Regions from separate parts of the Homo sapiens genome. Here region 2 is linked to region 1. Evidence: chromatin loops called from intact Hi-C (ENCODE). Cell type or tissue: IMR-90. All regions are shown on one strand.

The links. A loop is a pair of places that touch in the nucleus more often than their neighbours do. Peaks named below come from ENCODE experiments on the same cell type or tissue, not always from the same donor. Only the 100,000 strongest peaks of a DNase experiment are listed, where the experiment ranks them.
Region 2: a loop joins it to region 1, with 8 times the contacts of the local background. A loop is called at or near these places in 2 of 110 quality-filtered maps.

The regions. Positions count from the first base shown.
Region 1 is chr3:76,569,106-76,571,605 of GRCh38, reverse strand. It overlaps a transcript of ROBO2 not described here. Among named protein-coding and RNA genes, the nearest start is that of ROBO2, 470 kb to the left of the region's middle. In IMR-90, a CTCF peak has its summit at 954 (motif pointing right); no DNase peak of the experiment used is centred here.
Region 2 is chr3:76,309,364-76,311,863 of GRCh38, reverse strand. It overlaps a transcript of ROBO2 not described here. Among named protein-coding and RNA genes, the nearest start is that of ZNF717, 530 kb to the right of the region's middle. In IMR-90, no CTCF peak of the experiment used is centred here; no DNase peak of the experiment used is centred here; H3K4me3 peaks cover 1,236 bases; H3K27ac peaks cover 1,232 bases.

The DNA of each region.
Region 1 (2,500 bases):
CCTAACTCCTATGAATTATATTGTTCTTTGTCTCTTGATTTATTAAATTAATAAACTCTACCATTATCTTAATTGGAGTTTTACACTTTGATAATTCTATCTCATGAAGTTAACTACTGGTTTGTTTCTCAGTATCTTGGTATAAAAACCTCTAGGTCTCATATTTACTCTGGTAATTTTATTGAAAAGATATTTTATGGCTTCCTATATTTTATTGTTTGTGATTTAATCAGAGTTGGAAAAATTCTGTATATTATTTCAAACAAAGAACAATCTGAAATTTACACATTTTCCCAATAAAATGAAACATTACCACTCACTACATGTATTCTGGTAAAATCTTATCTCCTAACAAGTAACATGACCTACACATACAAATCTGGCTTTGAGAATGTTTTCTTTTGTTAATTGAATGCTGTATTAGTATTTCCTGGTTTCTTTTCAATAATACTGCATAATACTTAATATTTATTTAACTCACACAGGAACTGTGAGTTATACATGCTAGAGATAAAAAGACCTTACATAATTTCATATCACCTGTGCAAATATGATCTCTCATCTTCCGGAGTTATGAAGCACATGATATTTTAAGACTTCTTTAATCTTCATTACATAAGTTTTAGAACATTTTTTCTTGTATTCTGTATGATACAGTTTTGTCATACATGAAATGGTAAGAAAATTAACAGATATTTCCTGATTAAGTCAGGAGAGAGGTAGAATTCTGAAAATAACATTTATGCATCCATAAGATGTACAACAGAGATATTTTCTTTCTTATTTGAGGAGCAGGGCTATAAAACTAGATGGATGACTTTAAGTAAAAAGAGCAGAAAATTCACATTTTTGACGATTCTTGCACAAGTTATTAATGTAAATCTTCAGCAGCCTGTATGTTTCTAAACCAGATTACCTTCCTTAAATTTCAATGAGCATGTTCATATTTGAACAGTAGAGGGAGCTCTAAAAAAAGCTTAGCAAATAGATGAAAAGTTGCAGTTTGCACAAAATTCTAAGTAAAAATTCCTTAAAAAGCTTTTGTTTTAAATCAACACATTGATTTTATTTTAAAAGATTGTGTGCTTTTAAAAGCTCCTTATATGGTTAATATGTTTTGCTCATTTTTACTATTTGATAATTGAGTTATTTTAAAGCGCTCTAGATGTACGAGTTATTTTTTACATCCCATTAAGTTTATGTGTAAATTTACTTAAATGTGTCTAGACTAAGTTATTTCTATGATTTATCCTCTCTGTTTTAAGTATGCCACAGATGCATTAACAGTTTGTGAAGTCACCATAAACCTTATTGTTCTAAACCTGGCTTACTTACCCTGTGGATCTAGTCAAAACTGGACTGGAAAAAAGCAATAGCTCCATTGGAGCCCAGAACTATCCAATGGCTATCAGTAGTTGACCAACAGTTGATATTTACTGAGTGCTTATTAGAATCTTTATTTTTTATTTTTGGGGGCAGGGTCTCGCTTTGTTGCCCGGGCTTGAGTTCAGAGGCATGATCAAGCTCACTGCAGCCTCGATCTCCTGGGCTCAAGCAATCCTCCCACCTCAGCCTCCTAAGTAGCTAGGACTACAGGCATGCCCCACTATGCCCAGCTAATTATTATCATTATTTTTAATTTTATTAGAGACAATGTCTCCCTATGTTGCCCAGGCTGGTCTTGAACTCCTGAGTTCAAGCAATCTTCCGGCCTTGGCCTCTCAAAGTGCTGGGATTACAGGTGTGAGCCACTGCACCTGGCTGCTTATTGGAATCTCAATGCTGTTCTGGGTCCTTTAATAAGCATAAAAGAAATACAACCAAGTGAAAGTGTTCGCAGAATGGGGTGGCTATAATGGTAGTTGGAAAGGACTTGGGAATAGAGCTGGATTCTCAAGGATGGTTCTACTTTTGAGTTGACTATGTTACCTAGATATAATGACTCATACATCACAAGGCCCATTTTGAGGATTATACAACTTAACAAAGGTACATTTTATTAAAATATTACTGAATCACAAGTATTCAACAAATACCTCCCTTTTACCTCCATATATAGTAAAACTAGTATATGTGCATAATTCATTGTTTATAATTTCACAATCCTAAAGTCTCTGAAATCTGATGTTTTTCCCATACAATTCTCTATGTGGCAAAACCTGGCCTGACTCAAACTAAGTCAGCGACAAGCCTTGATCTCAATTGATATGAAGATATGTAATTATATTTTATATTTTTATAAACACTCATTATTTTGCTGAACAGGAACATTTGTTTTTAATTAGCTGGTGCTTATCCAGATGCCCACATGTATATGTTCTATAACATCTAGTATATGCATCCCTTATTGTTCTAGACCCAGAAAACTTCTGAACTGAAACACAATTGGCCCAACTGTTTTAGACTGAGATTGTGGCTTTGTACCTGTCTCCAAACTGTCTTCAGTCTTGATGATCATGTTTAACTTATGATGTTAGAAAATATAGATGGGTGTCTATCA
Region 2 (2,500 bases), 260 kb after region 1:
AGTCAGCCAGAAAATTAGTGTTGGTGGCACTGCATTTCATAACATGCCCTTTCTCAGACATCCCTCTGATCAGTTCACAAAATCTGCCAACAATTCAGGGATCTAGCATATTCAGAACCCATTTCTTTTAAAAATAATGCGGCTTCCGAAGGAAAACACATATATTCTTGCACTAGAGAAGCATGCATCTGCTCTTACAGTCTCCCTGCTGGAAACGATCATTGTAATGCTTTGAAAGCCCAGAAAACCAAACATTGCAAAAATATATTGATATCAATAACAGAAAATTCTTCTTTCTAGCTATCTGCAACGCAGACCCCCTTTCCTGAAATAAAAACCTGATTTCAGACAGAAGCAGCTCCTTCACCCTCAGCTGTCCTTAAGTTAGCAGTAACTGGCCTTGCTAACTCCATTTAGATCTTTAACACGAAACTTTCATCACTTACCCCCCTTCCAAGGTTTTCCTTTCCAGGGGGTCCGGGTCAGCTTGCTCAGAGTTGGTCCAGAGAGGAAGAGCATCAAAACGAAGAGAAGTTCAAGCCTAGTAATTTTCTCCACTTTCTCTGATGATAACATTTCCACAAGTTAATTTCACAAAATTTCTCACATCCTCTTCCCTCCTGGTTATGAAAATAGCATTAATCATTGAAAAACCTGAGGTAGGTGTTGTTTTGCCATCTTTAACAGCTGAAGTAGCAGCTTCCTGATGTAGCCCTGAGCCAAGCTACATTTCTCACGGATCCGGCTCCTTCTCCTCAGTACGCAGTCAGCCCTGCTTCTACTCCAGAAGCTATAAAATAATTTCTGTTCTCCACTTTGCTTTCAGTGGGAATATATTCCTCAGTGTTCTGGGTGAGCTTGATTGAAAATGATAAAAACAGTAATGTCTGTGTCCAGCAGAAAAGGGAAAAGATGTCAGGATTATGTGAAAAAGATGAGAAGCAGTTGTACTGACAGCTTTCAGGCTGCCTGTGTGATCCTAATAGCCGTGCAACCAACCAAATTGCTCTTTTAAGAGTAATAAGGCTTCAGTGAAAGCCGGTGTCACCGCCACTTGGGTGGGTAGTGCTGGGCTTGAAAACCACCCAGGAACCGCCACGGATAACGCCTGCTTCAGTTCAGCTTCAGAATATTAAGGGCTGAGCAAAATATAGTATGCACAGAGGGTAGTTAATCTATTGTGTGGATAGACGAGGATTCAGGCAATGTAGCAGAGGAAGACTCAGAACTTAAAATGTATCTTATTTTTCCTTTACTTCACCTCGTGACATTCAAAGGGGATTGCATCGGCACTAATGATTCATAAATGGGTCTGAAATATTTATTAGATGAACAACAATAAGTATATAATTTTTCTCCCCAGCAATAAAACAGGAAGGGCAAGTTCTCAATACGTAGTTGCAGCTCTCCTCTGTGTTCAATGAAGTCAGTTTATTTCGGCGTTCCTGTGTCACCCTAATGAACCCACCATGAATATCATAAGCAAACTTTTGGAAATACCAACATAGACGGCCAAGGCTTTCTGGAACGTGTTAATCACACATTCAAGAAAGCATATTTTTATTTGTTTGTGTACATCACCATGGAAATACAACAAGCTCCTCAAGCCTTTCTGTCTTTTGCGACTATGTTTATGCAGACATTGCTGGTCACAAGGTATGGTTATAATTAACACATGACAGTGCCCCTGGATGAAGATGACGTGGGTGAAGGCATACATATAAAATGAACTAATTTGGGATTGTCTGACGTGGTGGCTCACATCTGTAATTCCAGCACTTTGGGAGGCCAAGGCAGGAGTATAACTTGAACCCAGGAGTTTCATACCAGACTGGGCAACATGGTGAGACCCCCACCTCTACAAAAAAAAAAAAATTAGCCATGCATGGTGGTACGCCTGTAGTTCCAGCTACTCAGGAGGCTGAGGCAAGAGGATCACTTAAGTCTGGGAGGTTGAGGCTGCAGTAAGTCATGATGGTGCCACTATACTCCAGCCTGGGCGATAGAGCAAGACACTGTCTCAATAATAGTAACAATAATAATTAATAAAAATGATAGAATCTTTGCCACCTGAAGTGAATTGGCGTGATCAAAACATTCTGGCTACTATTTTAAATCTGTCTACATGTTAGTATATGTATGGTCACTAATTTCCTTAATCAGTGAGACACAATACATGAATTATGCACTTATGTATTTTAAAGTAATCAATTTCTATATTATGATAACCACCAGTTTTATGATGTTATCACTTTCAAAAGGGAACAAATTACCGCTTTCAAATCATATTCTTGGAAGAGGTACCTTTAGAAGAGCAAGTTATCTTGTTAAGATAAGCCACATATTAAATTTGAAAATACAGTTATTACAATTTGTTTTTATAAAAAGGAAACTATGTTTGTCAAAAAAAATTAATGGAATACACAAAATAAACTCTCACATTGTGCCTTAGTTTAGAAACAATAATCACCCTGTATTCAACTTTCAATTTGAAAACTTC